Regions from separate parts of the Homo sapiens genome. Here regions 1 and 2 are each linked to region 3. A link is a contact called in ENCODE Hi-C or POLR2A ChIA-PET data. All regions are on one chromosome and are shown on one strand. The core of a region is the stretch at or near the end of the contact, and the rest is flanking DNA. Distances in the headings are between cores, read along the strand shown. Region 1 holds the start of VAV2 (vav guanine nucleotide exchange factor 2). Region 2 overlaps VAV2 (vav guanine nucleotide exchange factor 2). Region 3 overlaps VAV2 (vav guanine nucleotide exchange factor 2).

Region 1 (2,748 bases), core at 45-2,544, 73 kb before region 3:
AGCCAGGATCCATATAATTTCAGTTGCAGAATCTGTTTGTCCTTGAAGCCCCTCCTACCGTCACACGTTGCCAGCTGGACAGACCGCGCCCCCACCACCCAGGGTGTGGCCTAGAAGGGAGATCAGGGCGGATCAGCACCGGGGCCGGCTGCGACCCTGGGCCGGAGAGCACCTTCCTGCCCTCACTCATGTCACGCATTCCGCCCTGGACGCCAGGAACTGCCCGCTGGGCAGCTGCGAGTGGCCAGGACTTTGGCCAAAAGCTGGGGAATCCTGGCCTTTATGCAGGGTCGGGGGTCTTCCTATGGGCCCCCGGCCAGGGCGGAGGACAGGAAGAGGGCTCTGGGAGTCCTGGGCCCGTGTGCCTTCAGCCTCAGCCTCGGGTATCCCGCCGGGGCGGCTTGATGGGCCAAGGGGGCTCAGTAAGCTTCGGCCCAGCCCGGTGCCCTCTCCCGAGTCTGTCGTTACCGAACGGCCATGCGAGGGCGCCCAGCGCGACAGGGACCACCTCCTGACCTCCACGGAGGACCAAAGGCACCCGGGGGGACGCCCGGCCATCACTCCACGGGCGAGGTCGCTCCCCCAGGGAGAAGGGCTCCCCAAAGTCCGAGCGCCCTTGGAGAAAGTCGGCCGGACCTGGGCCTGCGCCGCAACCCCCGCCCACCGCAACTTTCGCGGGCGGTAGCGGGGCAGGAAGTGGGGGGGCGGGGGCGGCGCTTGGGACACGGGGAGGTGCCAGGCGAGTGCTCCGGCCCCGCCCCTGCCCCGCCCGGCCGTGGCCGCGCCCCCTGCGCCCCCAGCGCCCCGGAGCCGTGGAGCCGCCGAGCCGCCGAGTCGTCGAGTCGCAGCGCCGGGCGTGGGGACTGCGGGTGGGGCGAACAAAGCGGCGGCGACGCGGGCGGCCCAGGCCCGGGACGCGCGGAGCGAGCGACCCCGCCGGGCCTTTGTCTCGGGCGGGGCAGGAGCCGCGGCGGCCGCGGGGCGCCCCGAGCGCAGAATGCGGCGCCCGGCGGCGCGGATTGGGGAGCGCTGCGGCGACTGGCTGCGTGGAGCCCGGCCCGGGGCCCGCAGGCACTTGCGTGTGTGAAGCGGGGAGATCCGGCGCGCTGCCCGTTGCCCGCCCCGCGGCCGCACGTGGGCGGGAGCGGCGGCCCGAGAGGAGCCCGAGGAGTAGGAGGAGGAAGAGGAGGGGACGCACGGCGGCGCAGCGGGGGACCTGGGGCAGCCCGCGCGAAGCCCCGCCCCGGCCCTGAGCCCCGCGCGCGCGCGGGCGGGATGCCCCGCGGCCGCTGCACTTTGGCTCGAGCACTGCCCTGAGCCGGTCGGGCCCGCGGGCGCCATGGAGCAGTGGCGGCAGTGCGGCCGCTGGCTCATCGATTGCAAGGTCCTGCCGCCCAACCACCGGGTGGTGTGGCCCTCGGCCGTGGTCTTCGACCTGGCGCAGGCGCTGCGCGACGGGGTCCTTCTGTGCCAGCTGCTGCACAACCTCTCCCCCGGCTCCATCGACCTCAAGGACATCAACTTCCGGCCGCAGATGTCCCAGGTGAGCGCCCGGCGGGCGGGAGGGCCCCGGGGAGGCGGCGTTCGCGCTGCCCGACGCGCGGACTGAACGCGGAGGTCGCAGCGGCGGCGGCCCAGGCGCCCTGGCTGGGGCGGCCGGGCTCCGGGACGCGGGCGGGCGGCTGGAGGGTGCGCCCCGGGCCTCCGAGACGCGACCTCAGGAGGCGCGAAGTTGGCCAAAGTCCCCTCAGCCTGGGTCGCGCCGCCGCCGCCCGCGGGCACTGCTCTGGTGCGCCGGTTCCGCGGTCTGCGCGGCCTGGGATGGGGGAGGCTCCGGCGCTGCGCTCGCTCTGCGGGGCCCTGCGAGTGGCCCCTCATTTCCCAGGGAGCCTGCCGAGCCGGGTGTGCGCGTCGTGGGTCGCATCCTTGGGCCTCGCGCCTCCTGGCCGGACGCCGGTGGAAGAGCGGGCGCGGTCGCTGCGCCGGCCCGGGGCGCGGCTGGAGGGCCCGGGAGGGGCGCGGGGCGGGAGCCCTCGGGGCCGGAGGGAGCTGGGTTGGCCCCGGGCACCGCCCCCTCGCCGGCCTCCGCCTCTTCCCGGACCCGGACCCGGGCCACTTGGCGCCAGTCCTGGCTCCCGGGTCGAGCCGCCTCGAGGATCCCCAGGGCCACTTGGCCCCAGTCCTGGCCCCCATCGCTTTCCCAACACCCCCACCCCTCCTTCGGGCGCTGAGTGTGGCCTTTGTCGCGGCGGAGGCACGCGTGCGGCCGCAGGGCCAGGCAGGAAAATGCCTGCCCAGCCGAACGAAGCTGCTTTTCTTGGCCTCTTAAGAGGGAACTTGGCTAAGACTTGAGAGAATCGAGGCTTCCGTCCTGTTCTCCGGGGGTCGCGGAATCCTTACCGGGAGCAGCTTAGAAGAGGTCGGGGGAGGCAGAGCGGGTGGCAGCCGGGTCCACCCAGCGCCGAGGAGGTGCGGTCTTCCAGCCAGCTCAGCAGCCCCTCACCGCGCGCAGTGGCAACTCCATGTGGAGAGGGACCATTCACCAGTGGGACTTAGGACGTGGTTCCTGGGAAGGAGGGAGAGTGAGTCACCAGCGATTCCAGGCTGGGCAGCGAGGCCTCTGCCCTTTGGCGGTGACTGCGTTTCCTAGGAGACCGGGCCTTTCTCTGCCGGGTTGGGGGGCGCTGACAAAGGCAAGCCCAGAGGGGAAGGGGCCGCCTTCCCACTGGGTAATGATTACCCAGCACT
Region 2 (2,888 bases), core at 261-2,760, 74 kb after region 3:
CCAGCCCCATCCCACCCAGGGCCGCCTTCAGGCCCACGGCTGGCACCACCCACAGGGTCAAAGCCCAGTTCTCTGCTGCAAAGGAGCCCAGCCAAGCCCATCCCCTCGGGGTTACTGTGGGAGAGTGGGGCTCCATCCTCATCTTCACGCTTGCTGGGAGCCCCTGCCCAGTGGCCTGGTGACCCGATCACTGGGGCGGACAAGTCGCTCCCTCTCATCCCTGCCGCCCGTCGGCCAGTCATGTTCACCTACTGTGTGCAGCCCCTCCAAGGCCCAGAGTTCCCGGGACACGGTCTCAGGGTGGCAGCAGAGGGATGGGGTGAGGTGGGAACCCTCAGATGCAGTGGTCTGTGCGCCTCACTGAGGAGGCCATGCCCTGGCTGGGCCCTGATGGCCATGGGGAGGTCTGGGACAGGGAGGCCCAGGCAGAAGCCCTGGGGAACTGCTTGGCGGCCCTGGATAGAGAGCGGCCGGGGCCAGGGCAGCCAGGGACAGGGCTGGACAGGGGAGGGAGCAACGTGTGAGGGGAGCCCTGGGGGTTCCAGCAGGGCAGTGGCCTCTGAGATTTTGTCCAGACCCTTCCTCTGGCCCTGCCTGGCCTCAAGGGGCTCCAGAGTGGAGGCCAGGGCCACCGAGGGGCTGCTGTGGACGCCCAGGTGGGAGTGGCGGAGGGTTGTGGGTCGGGATAGCAGGAAGAGGGTGAGCGGGGCTGGTAGCCAACAGGAGGTGCCGACAGGAGGTGCCAGGGGTGACACCCAGGCCCTTTGGTGTGGTCAGTCCCTTGCGATGACCCAGGGCTGCTCTCCGAGGCATGGCCAGGTGGTGTGAGGTCCTGGCTCCCAGCCCACCTCTGCCACTTTCTGGCTGGCCTCCTTGGGCAGCTTTCTTCACCTCTCTGGGCCTCAGTGTCTTCTTTGGGATGGAGACGGAACCCCATCTTGTGGGGCTATCGGGAGCTTCAGCACAGCTTCCGTCCTGTGAGGCCTTCCCTTTCCCCTGCTCTGTGAATGTAGAGGAAAGATTGGGGCCCCACTGTGCCCTTTCAGCTGGGTGGGTGTGCCCCCAACCCTGCTCCAAGACTCCACCAATGGACAGAGGCTGGTGTCTGTGGAGCAGCTTGACCAGGCTGTCCTGGGACTCCTGAGACTGGCCCCACCTCGGTCAATTGATGCCACAATGGAGGGTTGACCAGGGCTCTCCTGGAAACCTGCTCTCTGCTGGGACTGGCATCCCTGTCTCACCAGGGCTGATAAATCCATCAGCCACCTGGAGTGTGTCCATCCCAGTGGACTCAGAGAGAATACTGTGATTGACTAGTGATGCCTGCCATGGGCAGGGGATGGAAGGGTAGTGGCTGCTCCTAGACAGGCCCTGGGGTTGCTGTCCCTGTCACAGCCGATCCTCCAACGTGAGGCCCCGTCACACTAGGGAGACTGCCAAGGCCTCGGCCACCCAGCTGACCCTTCATTTCCCAGCAGACAAGTCGGCAGGAAGTGCAGGGAGGGGGAAGAGGGCCTTCAGCTGCTGCGTCACCCAGTCCCCCTTGGCAGCCTAGAGAGGAGAGAGATCTCGCCTGAGGTGACACAGCAGATTGGTGGTTGCAGAGAACCCCCAGTGCGGCCCCCCATTCTGGCCCTCCCACCCCAGCTCTCCGAGTAGGGATCCTGCCTGCAGCTCCCAGCTTCCGAGTGTTTGCTGGAGGAAGGTCTGCATTTTAAACTTGTTGCCTTGGGCGTGCCATGCGGGCTGTTCCTCCTGGGTCTCAGACCAGAGCCCCTGCCATCCAGCCCGTGGATTCAGTCCCCGGCCTGGCCCAGCGCGTCCACGCTTCTGCCTCTGGCCAGGGTGGGACACACGTGCAGACAAGCCGCTGTGGCCCATGTCCGCCCACCCAAAACTGCCCAGCCTGGCTTGTGTGATCCGGCGACTGTGCCAGACGCGAGAGCGGGGGAAGCTCAGGAAGCCGTTTGTGTGCTGCCCTCCTGCAACAGACCTCCACTGGCCCAGGGAAGGAAACTGCTGTGTTCAGGGAGAGGTAAAAAAAAGGAACGGTGTTTCCAGTAGCTGACAGAGCGTTCCATGTTCACAGGAGGATCTCAGAGCTGTCCTGGTTGGGGCTGCTGAGGAACCCGGGAGCTGTCTGGGGCCCTCATGGGCACCGTCGGGCACAGAGAGTGCTGACCTGCAGGCCTGGAGTCTGGAAGCTTGGGCAGACCCAAGCCTTGCCTCAGTTTCCTCCTCGTGAATCAGACCTGTCGTGTCTGCGTTCCTGTGCCATAGTCCTCATTAGTCACTCTGTCCACCTTTCTCTGCCCAGCATGACTGAGCTCGGCCGAGGGTCCCCAGGCCAAGGCCAGAGGACAGCTGGGGGCTCTGGCCCATCAGTGCCCAGTTTGGAAGCATCCTGATCCCTGTCCTGTGTCTGCAGGGAGTGTGTGTAGCTTTGGGTTTGCAGAAGTGAGATGCACAGAGGCCTGACCTGGCAGCTGGGTGGAGCAGCCGTGCCAGGGACTGGGGGTGCAGGCCTCAGCCCTGGAAAGCCCCTGCTGGCCTGTGGGCCGCAACGCCCCTGTCCTAGAGCCTCCTCCCTCAGCCCCGTTCTCTGATGGACAAATCCTAAGTGTTTGTCCAGGGGGTTTCCTGCCAAGCCTGGGCAGGTGTTCCCTGGGAAGAGGGCTGGCATGGAGTGAAAGGCAGAGTAGCTTCGGGGGCTCTGCATGCTCACCGGGGAAGGACACCCTGTGGACCACTGGCCATTTCCTTCCAAACCGGTGCCAGCCGAGGTTCCCTTACGAGAAGCGTGTTGGAAAATAAAAATATATATTATGCCTTACAGCTGCTGAGAAGTCACATTCCTCTGTAATCAGCAGCCACGCCAGGCCCCTTCC
Region 3 (2,700 bases), core at 13-2,512:
CCTCTGTGTGACGGGGCCTAGGGGTGGGCGGGACCTGGTCCTGGATGGGTCTGTGGGGCGCTCAGAGGGAGGGACACCTGGGGAGGGGGCACCTCCCCTGCTGGTATCAGCGACGCTTTTCCATGTGGCCTCAGGGACCTCAGTGCTCAGGCCTCCCAGGCCAGCTGGGCAGGTGGAGGGGGCACTGGACACCTCTGCCTAATGACCATGGGCTTTCAGTGAGTGATCCAGTGGTGTGGTTCTGGGCCAGCCCAGCACCGCCTCTTCTATGAAGCCACCCTGGATTGCCCCAGCCTGCAGGGAGAGGCACAGGTGCTCACATGGCTGGCGAAAAGCGCCCTCAGCTGTCTTGCACTGCTGTGCAGTGGGGACACTGAGGCCTGGTGAGGGCCAGGGCTGCTTCGTGGCCCTTTGTGGACTGGAGGCAGAGCCCGGACTCTCTCTCCTGGCCCTTGGCCTCCATCTAGGCCTTTCTGGGGCTGACTAGAAGGAGGCTCTCAGCTCTGCCTTTGATGGCAGATCCCTCTACCTGCTGAGCTGTCTGCTGGCTGCATGTGCAGGAGTGAGTGAGGCCTGGTTCTCGGTGTGCGGTAAGAGGGAGTACCTGTCAGTTCCCCGTGCAGCTGGAGGATGGGGTCCACACTGGGGCCCACGCCCAGGCCTGTCTGGCCTCCTGGCACGTGGCTCAGCGCAGAGAACAGGTGCTGACTGATGCCTGGGGCCTGGCAGAGCAGGACTGGGCAACGTGGAAAGCAGCCTTGGGTCCGCCGCTGTATGTCCAGCAGAACTGACTCTGGGCTCCGCGGAGGACATGCGGTTGGGTGGTGGGTGAGGCAGGGGTGGCCGGGGCGGCAGGGACAGTCGGGGCAGCGGGGACCTTCCATCTTCCATGTCTCTGCCTCACGGATGCCAAGAATGCGCTGTTTGTGTTGCTCCCCTGAGACTGGCCACGTCCATCTGGCCCCACTCTCTGCGCTGTTTCCGGCTTACATTCCTCTCTGATCTGAGACTGAAATATTTGAGCTGGTGGCAAAAGTGGCTGAGCATCTTTTCTCTCCCAAGATGGGAGGAATGTTCAGGAAAAACCCGGTGTCCTGGTGGCTTCCCTTGCTGAGTGGGCAGCCCTTGACCCGTGGCTTAGAACAGCCTAGAAATTGCCAGCCGACCTGGCCCCGGGGGACAGTGAGTCCCTGGGCTGGGAGCCGGGACACCTGGGCTCCTGGAACCCCTCACCCAGGGCTGTCCAGTGAGGAGGCCCCACCCAGTGAAGCAGAGATTATGGTCTGCAGCTCCCAGGATCTGGTTTCAAAGCCCGGTGGGGCCCTAAGAGTCTCCAGCCTTTCTGAGCCTCTATTTTCCCACAAGTGCCAGCTTAGCAGGATTGCTGTGAAACTCAGGTGCCAGCCCCAGAGAAGCTTCCAGGACAGCAGGCAGTTGTGATTTTACCTTTCAGTGGTTGGGGAGTGTCAGAGGTGCCAGGGCACAGCAGTGAGGGGGTGCGTGGAGAGGCTGTGGGCAGAGCCAGGCCTGATGGAGAGGGCGGAGCTAGGTCAGTGAAGAAAGTGTGAGGATGGGATGTGGGGAAGTCTTTAAAAACATGGTGGCGGCCGGGGGTGGTAGCTCTCACCTGTAATCCCAGCACTTTGGGAGGCCGAGGTGGGAGGATCACAAGGTCAGGAGTTCGAGACCAGCCTGGACAACATGGTGAAACCCCGTCTCTACTAAAAATACAAAATTAGCCTGGTGTGGTGGTGCACGCCTGTAATCCCAGCTACTTGGGAGGCTGAGGTAGGGGAATCGCTTGAACCCAGGAGGCGGAGGTTGCAGTGAGCCGAGATCGCACCACTGCACTTCAGCCTGGGCGACAGAACAAGACTCTGTCTCAAAACAAACAAACAAACAAACAAACACACACACACACATGGCGGCTGCTTCTTGGGAGGCTTAGGAGCCCAGGGGTTGAGAATGGGACTTTTGGACTCAGATGGGCCTGGATTTGAGGTCTGCCTGTGTGTTTATTAAAGGCGCGACCTCGGGCATGCTACATGACTCTGTGGGCCTCAGCTTTCTTACCCACGAAATGGACATAACAGTATCAGCCACGTGGAGTTGTGAGGCAGGAACGAATGAGCTGCCGTGAAGGACTTGGCACTGTCCTGGCACTAGTTGGGGCTCAGAGATTCCAGGCTGACTCTTACAATGGGTGCCACCGAGAAGGAGTCTGCCGCCTTTCCAGGGCCCCTGGCCTGGGTTTCTGAGTGTTTCCTGGTGGTGGTGGTAGCCCGGGCTAGCAGCTGGGCCTGGGTCCGGACCAGCAGATGAAAGTGCGGGAAATGCAGACACAAGGCTCGGAGCCAGCGCCGCCTTCCTGCTCTCTGGTTCGCTTTTCTGCCGCCGCAGAGAGTGCGCTCCTTTGTTTAAAAATAGTTTCTAGCCGAGCTGGAGGCACCGAGTCCTCTTTAGCATTTCCGACGGTTTCCCTATTAATGTCACTGGAGGAAACCACCCTGAGATGCCTTTCAAGTGGAAAAGGAGAGCTGTCCTAATACTGTGGGCATATCATTAGGAAAAGCAAATTAAATCATGTTTAATGGTGTTAGAGTCTCAATCACTTTGGAAAATGGAGTTGGTGAAGCAGGGAAATGAGAAATTGCTGACCTCCTGTGGAAGGAGGTCAGTGAAGGAGAATCTGGGAGTTGT

What was found. Hi-C counts contacts between places; a loop is a spot of excess contacts on that map. ChIA-PET counts read pairs that join two places held with the same protein, here RNA polymerase II (POLR2A). Pooled maps may share reads with other maps.
Region 1: a loop to region 3 is called in a map of dorsolateral prefrontal cortex, with 2.2 times the contacts of the local background. The contact joins the promoter of VAV2 here to the enhancer-like site in region 3. A Hi-C loop is called at or near these places in 9 of 168 maps with a recorded cell type or tissue (Caco-2, GM12878, Right ventricle myocardium inferior and 5 more), 26 of 37 single-sample maps with no recorded cell type and 12 of 50 pooled maps. POLR2A ChIA-PET finds 5 or more read pairs at or near these places in 4 of 52 experiments (GM12878, HEK293, HepG2 and 1 more).
Region 2: a map of heart right ventricle shows a loop between it and region 3 (1.8-fold over the local background). The contact joins two enhancer-like sites. A Hi-C loop is called at or near these places in 3 of 168 maps with a recorded cell type or tissue (endothelial cell of hepatic sinusoid, heart right ventricle and psoas muscle) and 1 of 37 single-sample maps with no recorded cell type. POLR2A ChIA-PET finds 5 or more read pairs at or near these places in 3 of 52 experiments (GM10248, H1 and OCI-LY7).

What each region holds. Positions count from the first base shown.
Region 1 is chr9:133,990,870-133,993,617 of GRCh38, reverse strand. VAV2 (vav guanine nucleotide exchange factor 2) reads left to right here and starts at 1,294. Exons shown (of 30, transcript NM_001134398.2): 1 at 1,294-1,543. The coding sequence starts at 1,340. RefSeq lists enhancers at 1-171, 68-795, 1,524-2,251, 2,252-2,748 and silencers at 582-891, 992-1,091, 1,152-1,301, 1,572-1,661, 1,702-2,141.
Region 2 is chr9:133,844,158-133,847,045 of GRCh38, reverse strand. The region is part of intron 3 of VAV2 (vav guanine nucleotide exchange factor 2); the gene reads left to right. Among named protein-coding and RNA genes, the nearest start is that of SARDH, 110 kb to the right of the region's middle. RefSeq lists an enhancer at 1,529-1,608 and a silencer at 2,705-2,888. Within about 2 kb of position 1,510, at least 17 of the 41 ENCODE cell types and tissues checked have a DNase peak (open chromatin) inside an H3K27ac peak, as active enhancers do.
Region 3 is chr9:133,917,978-133,920,677 of GRCh38, reverse strand. The region is part of intron 2 of VAV2 (vav guanine nucleotide exchange factor 2); the gene reads left to right. Among named protein-coding and RNA genes, the nearest start is that of VAV2, 73 kb to the left of the region's middle. RefSeq lists an enhancer at 440-1,219. Within about 2 kb of position 1,262, at least 6 of the 41 ENCODE cell types and tissues checked have a DNase peak (open chromatin) inside an H3K27ac peak, as active enhancers do; they include dorsolateral prefrontal cortex, where a contact is called at or near this core.